2 separate regions of the Homo sapiens genome follow, and region 1 is linked to region 2. A link is an interaction called in ENCODE POLR2A ChIA-PET data of the cell type or tissue named here. Cell type or tissue: A673. All regions are shown on one strand.

Region 1 (4,000 bases), 100 kb before region 2:
TATTTAGTAAAACCTTGTTATTTGGACAGAGAAAACCAAGGGCTAGGGAAGTTAAATTGGCCATAATCAATACCGTGAGTTTTTTTTCTTTTTTTTTTTTTTTTAAAAAAAAAGCTAAGACTAGAACCTGGTTCTCTAGTACCAAATCCAAGGCTGTTTCCTCTGAGATGGTTGCAGTTTCAGAATAAGAGAAAGAACCTCTTAGTCAATCCCACAGTTTAACAAAGCTGATTGGGAAAAATGAAAATATTAAAGAAAACATGTTTGTATAGTATTTATGTTTAGTGATGTTCAATCAGCATTTATTTATATTATAAAAAATTAGAAATTGCCTGAACTGTCACAGAAAGGAAGGTTGCTTGGTAAAATACCATTTCCATTATACAATATGAAAGAAAATAATTCAGCCATTAAAAACCATGTTCTTGAAGCCTATTTAAAGATATTGAAAGATGGTCATAATAAATGGCAATTCATGACAGAAAGCAAAGTTGAAAAAGCATGGGTTAGATGCTAAGCATTACTTCTAAACTACTAGGCTTTGTGTCTAAGGCTACACATTTCTGAAGTTTATGGAGAGCCTTTAAATGTCAGCATCAGTTTTAACCAAGAGCTCTTTTCTTACACAACATCTAAAAATATCTATTAGTTTAACTTGTCAGCATGTAAAACATTTGCTATGATTTTTCTCATCGTATCACTCAAATCATGTCAGCTAGAAAGAAAAAACTGCTTGGATAATCTGGCAATGACTAATGTTATTTGCTGAGATTTTCTGGAGGCTATTTAGCAGCAATTTAATAATTGTTATAATCATAAGAAGCCTAATCAAAGAGTTCTATTTACTGCATATTTCCACTTAGGTATCCCATAAGCAATTCAAACTCACAATGTCCCAAACTAAACTTTGTGTATAGTACCAGTATCCATTTAGTTGCCTAAGTCATGAACTTTGAATCATCTTCTAATTTGTGTATTTTTAGCCTGGATTACTGTGAAAACATCTAAGTCTTCTCTCTAAATCTAGGCTTGAACCCCTCCAATCCATTCTCCACTCTGAAGATAGAAGAAATGCTCTAAAAAGGAAATCAGATTATGTTACTTCCTTGTTTATAAACCTTTATTGGAGTCCCATTGCCTTCGGGATAATATAAGCTCCTTGGCATGGCCTTCAGGGCCCTATATGATCTCTATCCTGTTTTCACCTCCAGACTGAAAGCTTGCTGGTTCTCCAGATATGCTCGCCTCTCAATTGCTGACTCCTCATCTTTCTGGGCCCCAGTTGTATGTTGCCTCCTTTGGGAATCAAGGCCAATTAAGTGCCCCATTCAAGGAACTTCCCTGGGACCAGGATGTAACATTTTATGTTGTAGTTGCATGTTTACTTGTGTATCTTCTCTCTTAAAACTGTTAGCTCCTGGAGGACAGAGATTTAGTTCTGTCCACTCTGATATCATTAGCATCTATCACAGTGTGTTACTACTTTAAAAAGAATCTTTCCTCTTTCCATATCATTAACAACATGGAGGACTGGAACAGAAAGGATTGCTTACCCAACATTCACGCCATATGTATTGCCCCACCCCACCCCAGCCTGCCAGTCCTTTTTCACAGCAGAACCAGATTGTGTGCATATATCCATCCTCCAAGTGTTTCAGGGGAAGCTGACCACAAGGCTGATTTGTCTATGACAATTATGTTAATCTCCTCCCCCTTGCCTGCAGTTGGTTTAAGAAGGGTCACATGACTCAGCTCTGGCCAAGGAGGTTTGAGGAGTAGTCTGATGGGGGTTTCTGTGAAAGGTTTCCTTGCTTCTAAGAAAGAGACACAGGAAGAGACGGTTTGTTTTCTCTTGGCATTTTTATGACAAAAACCACTATAGAATTTTTGTTCCCATGAAGGGAACCAGCCTGGGAATAAAGCCAACACATGAACAATGGCTGAATGGAGAGGTAGAAAGGACTTGGGCCCCTTTCGGCATAAACATTGATTATACTTCTTGGAGCCCACCCAAGCTCCAGACTTCTTATGTAGGATAATCAATTTTCCCATTGTTGAAGTAAATTTGAGTTGGGGATCTCCGTTAATTGTAGCCAAATACCTATAAAATGATAAAAATATATATTAGAAATAGGCCTTGTTCTACTGATAATTATTCTCCTGGTATAAGAAAGTAGGCTTTCTTCCACTGGGAAGTATAACACTAGGCATAATATAATTGTACAACAGACCTGAACAATTGAGGTTCCAATAACTTGGAACAGCAAGTTATTCTTGCCTTACATTCATATATAACTTATTTATATGCTCTCGTTGGGTTGTTTGGTGGCTTATACAGTACCCAAAGAAAAATGACATTTGATATTTTGGAATTTGAGGCAACAGAGAAACCTCACTGCATTTTAAGTTGCTGAAGTCAGTATCAACAAAGTTAGATAACCCATAAATTAACTACGAAAAAAAAAACCAGCTTTAAATTTTTTAAAATATTTTTTAAAAAAATAATTAATTTTTTTAAAATAATTTTTTAAAAAAATAATTAATTTTTTTAAAATAATTTTTTAAAAAAATAATTTTTTAAAAATAATTTTTTAAATTATTTTTTTAAAAAAATTATTGAGGTATGGGTAGACATAAAGTCTCTCAGATGCTAACAATTATAAAAAAATTAGAAAATACAAACAAATGTAAAAAATGTAAAAAGTAATGCATAGTTTTATTATACACTGATAACTAATTTTAATACTTTGATGTATTTCCTTTCAATCTTTTAAAAATAAAAATATAAAGATACACATTATAAAAATATGTAAGTATATGCATAGCTTTGACTCATGTGTTTTCCACTTAATATTTTTTCATAAACATATTTCCATGCAATTATTTTTCCAAACTGTGCTTTTAAATAGTTGTATAATATTCCATCCCCTACATAGATGTGTCATCGTTTAACCACTCACCTTGGTTGACTCTTTTAGGAGTTTCTTAACATTTTTATCATAAGGCAATATTAAGAAGAATATTTCTGGGTACAAAACTTGGATTGTATCCTTAGGGTAAATTTTAATTTACGCTGGTCTTTGGGCTATCTATTCTGTTTCATCTTTCTGCCTATTCTTACATTGGTATCACTTTTTGAAAACTATAATAGCTTTATAATATGTCAATTTCTAATACAGCAAGTTGTTCCACATAAATTTTCTTTTGAATAATTTTCTTGTCCTCATGTTTTTTCCCTAGATAATTTCTTTAAAAATTGTCCCAAACGCCAAAAAAACTAATTGAGCTTTTGATTCAATTGTATTAAACATATATATTGACTTGGTAATAATTCACAATTGTATAATATTGAATCTTCTTATGTTTATTTATATATCACTCCATTTATTAAGGCTTCTTTTATGTCGCTCAAAAATATTTTTAGTTTTTCCCAATTTCTTTTTAAGATTTTTTTCTCTGCTTTTCTTTAAATTTTTTTTTGTTGTTGCTATTGTAAATGTTTGGGCAAAACTATTAAAAGTATCTTATTGAAAGCCTGACCTTTTAGCATCAGGCTATTTTTTTTTGAAGATGTTCACATTGGCATCTTCTGGCAACAAAATATGACTTTCATGAAGTATGAGGCAGGAATAGTCACATGCTCTGAGTCCCAGTTCTGTCACTAATGGTAACAATTTATAAAAAGCAAACCTCTTCTTATCTCATTTTATAAATCTAAGAATAAATATTTAATATGACTTGAACATATGCCGTTTAAATCTTTCAATCATTGCTTTAAAAAATTAAACCTGTAAAAAATTATACCCTGGAAGAGGTAAATTTTAAAACAAAATTTTTCCTTTTCTTCTTTATATATAAAGCAATATAAGACCAAGTACATTTGGTTTCAAAGACTTGATGGCTCACATAATTATGTAGAACTAATTAATTCAAAATCTGTTTATCAACAGTAGTCTGTAGCTACAGCATTTTCTCTCAGAGGCATTAACAAAGGCTTATC
Region 2 (4,000 bases):
ACTGCTGAACATAGACCCTTATCGGGAGTTCTGCCTTTTGCCCTTTGTCCTGTTTCCTCAGAAGCATGTGATCTTCGTTCTGCTTTTTGCCCTTTGAAGCATGTGATCTTTGTGACCTACTCCCTGTTCGTACACCCCCTCCCCTTTTGAAATCCTTAATAAAAACCTGCTGGTTTTGAGGCTCCGGTGGGCATCATGGTCCTACCGATATGTGATGTCACCCCCTGCGGCCCAGCGGTAAAATTCCTCTCTTTATACTCTTTCTCTTTATTTCTCAGCTGGCCGACACTTATGGAAAATAGAAAGAACCTACGTTGAAATATTGGGGGTGGGTTCCCCTGATAGATGAGGTTTCACTGTGTTAGTCAGGATAGTCTCTATCTCCTGACCTCGTGATCTGCCTGCCTTGGCCTCCAAAAATGCTGGGATTACAGGCATGAGCCACTGTGCCCGGCCTACTATTAATTTTACAGAGAGTTAGTAACTGCTCAATGTTTAGACTTGAGTCTAAACTTAGATTTAGATAAGGCTTATGCATTATTTTTCCATTGCTTAAGCTATTACTGTCACCAATTTACTATTGCACGTATTCAGGCAAAGCCAGAATGTAAAGTTTGCTTTCCTTTAGAACATTCTTTGCAAATTGTAAGCTGATATTGGAAAACCAGGCGAGGTTTGCTTCTAGGTCTCTTTGACTTTCTTCTCTCTTTAGGGAAGAGGGAAGTTATAAAAGCAACCATTAATTTTGATGGAAAAGAGAACAGCTTTCAGATTGGTACCTGAAAGGAGGAGGCAATATTTCTTCTTCTTTGTAGAAGTAGTTTCCCCTTTACTTTGGCAAGCTTTCCTGATGTGCGTGGCTGGAACTTTTTCTGAGATTATTTCATGCTCCTACAATAGGTTATGACAAGAATCATTTAATTTAAACTGGATTCAATTTTTATTTACAACAAGCAAATATAAAAAGAGCCTAAATGAACCACCTAATTATTTTCCTTATTTATTCACTTTACAATAGTGATAAGCTAGCCATTCACAGGGTAAAAAAATTACCAACTGTAGCTGGGAAAGGTAGTCAAACTTGGTTGACTCTAGGTTTTTATGATGAAGGGACAGGTTAAAGTGTCCCTTAAGTTATCATTAGTGAGAGTCACAAAATGGAAATTATAACATATTTCAATGCAAAAATAAAGTAAAAACTTATTGGAAAAGTGTAAAACAATATTTCTTTAACATAATAAAACCAAGAAACTGTATTCTCTAAAGATTTTCAAGCTAGGGAGACATTTATTGGGGATTTTTTGGTAAAAGATCATCTCATCTAGGCAAGAGTTTAAGCAGCTTTTATCACATGATGAGAGTGGGCATAGCTTAGCTTTTCCACACCAGAACATTTCCCAACAATAAAGTCATTGATCAGGTACCAGGATAACAGGATTAACCAAACTCTCCAGCTTGCCTCAGTTATTCATGTATTAATATATAGGACAGAAACTCCCAAGAATGCTACTATTTCTCAGATGAAGTCTCAATAATGCTGCCTTAAGGAGATGATGAAGATGAATACATAATAATCATTCACATTTACATGCCATGTTAGAATTTTTATTTACTTCTTTGTGTTATATAGAAAATTACCAACCATGACTGAGAAGGTGGTCAATCTGGGTTGCCTATATTATGAAGTTTGTATTATGAATGAGTTTGAAAAGATTTGAGGCCTGTAATATTTAAACATTTAAAAACACAATAGATGTGAATACATTGTTTTATTTCATTGTAATCTTCAAGTGATTCCATGAATAAGAAGAGTAATTATTTTTATTCTCATTTTATAGATGAGGAAAATGAATTCCACAGGGCATAGGTGATTTGGCAAATGCTGTATAAGTGAATGAGGCAATAGGAAACTGAACTTTCCTTTGTTGACCCCAAGGCCTTAAGTTATTCTTTTGTAAACCTTTGATTGAAGGTGACATTCCCGATCCACCAGGAAATGGGCATGAATGCTGAGCTGTTCCTGCAGAGGTCACGTGTTTGCTGGGGTCTAGTCATACACTCTCCCAGTTCTCCTGGTAACCATTTGCCTATAATGGTGAGGGGACTGAATATGTTAGATTGTGGTCTAAGGTAAAGAAACAGAGAAAGCCTGATGCTCAAACAAGGGAGTAAGCACATGAGCAAAAATCATGCTGGAGAAAGTTGTGATCCAGTTTAACAATTCAACACTTCACAAGCATGTGCTGTGTGCCAGGACCACTGCCAGGAGCTATTAATAGAGATGAAAGGCACAATTTCTGCTCTGGAGAAACTCACAGTTTGGAGGGGTAGATAATTAGAAGACAGCGTGACAAATGCAGTATGCAAAGGGTGTTATGGGAGCCCACAGTTAGAAATCTATACTCCAGCTGGAGCTAGGAAATAAGACTGGGGGAGGGAACTAGGAAATGCTTTCCAAAGAGTCAATCTGAGAAGAATCTTAAAGAAGTAGAAGTTAGCCTGGCAGAGGAGGAAAGGGAAAGAATGGACAATTCATGTACAAAGGTGTGGGGGCAAGTGAGAGCACAGAAGATTCAAGCAGGTACCAGTCGTATTAGTCTGTTTTTACACTGCTGATGAAGACATATCTGAGACTGGGTAATTTGTAAAGAAAAAGAGGTTTAATGGACTCACAGTTCCTTGTGGCTGGGAAGGTCTCACAATCATGGTGGAAGGTGAAAGTCACCTCTTACCTGGAGGCAGACAAGAGAAAATGAGAACCAAGTGAAAGAGGTTTCCCCTTATCCAACCATCAGATCTCATGAGACTCATTCACTATCACAAGAACAGTATGGGGGAAACTGTTCCTGTGATTCAGTTATCTCCCAACAGGTCCCTACCACAACACATGGGAATAATGGGAGCTACAATTCAAGATGAAATTTGGGTGGGCACAGAGCCAAACCCTATCACCAATGCATCCCTGGTGGGCTTGGGATATAGAAGGAGATGAGGTTGGAAAGAGACAGAACCAGATTAAAAATGGTAAATGCCAGATTAAGTCAGGAGTTTGTGCTTTATTCAGCAGACAAGGGAGAGCAACTCCAAGTGTTTTTTTTTATATGGGTAAAATTCACATACCATAAAATGAATTATTTAAAAGTGTACATACAATTCAGTGGCTTTTTGTACATTCACGTGTTGTGCAACTACCATCTCTATCTAGTTCCAAAACATTTAATCACCTGAAAGGAAACCCATTAAAGAGTCACTCCCATTCTCATTTTTCCTCAGCCCCTGGCAACTGCTAATTTATCTGTCTCCAAGGATTTACTATTCTGGATATTTCATATAGATGGAATCATGCAATCTGTGACCTTATGTATCTGCTTCTTTCACTTAGTATAATGTTTTTGAGGCTTATCCATGTTGTACCATATATCAATACTTCATTCCTTTTATGGCTGAGTGATATGCCATTGTATGTACCACATTTTGTTTATCCGTTCAAGAGGTCATGGACATTTAGGTAGTTTCTACCTTTTCACTACTATGAATAGTGCTGCTATGAACATTTGTATACAAAATCTTGTTTGAATACCTGCTTTCAATTCTTTGGGTATATAATTAGGAGTAGAGTTGGGTCATGTAGTAATTCAATGCTTAACTTTTTGAGGAACTGCCAAACTGTTTTCCACAATGACAAGGGTGATTGTAAATTCCTATCAGCAATGAACAAGCATTATCCATAGCCCTGTCAATGTGTGTCATTTTCCATTTTAAGAAATTATAGCCATCCCAGTGGGTATGAAGTGCTATCTTACTGTGGTTTTGGTTTTACATATCTCTAATGATTGCTGATGTTGAATAACTTTTTATATACTTGTTGTCCATTTTTATGCCTTCTTTGAAGAAATATCTATTCAAATTATTTACCTATTCTTAAATTGAATTGTCTATTTGTTGTTGAGTTGTAGAAGTTCTTTGTTAGCCTCTTATCACATGTGGGAATTGTAAATAT

The links. ChIA-PET counts read pairs that join two places held together with the same protein. Peaks named below come from ENCODE experiments on the same cell type or tissue, not always from the same donor. Only the 100,000 strongest peaks of a DNase experiment are listed, where the experiment ranks them.
Region 1: POLR2A ChIA-PET joins it to region 2 with 6 read pairs; 2 of 35 experiments call an interaction of 5 or more read pairs at or near these places.

What each region holds. Positions count from the first base shown.
Region 1 is chr2:161,083,158-161,087,157 of GRCh38, reverse strand. No RefSeq gene overlaps it. Among named protein-coding and RNA genes, the nearest start is that of TANK-AS1, 75 kb to the left of the region's middle. RefSeq lists an enhancer at 1,646-1,940. In A673, no CTCF peak of the experiment used is centred here; a DNase peak (open chromatin) is centred at 1,787.
Region 2 is chr2:160,982,914-160,986,913 of GRCh38, reverse strand. No RefSeq gene overlaps it. Among named protein-coding and RNA genes, the nearest start is that of TANK-AS1, 180 kb to the left of the region's middle. In A673, no CTCF peak of the experiment used is centred here; a DNase peak (open chromatin) is centred at 2,343.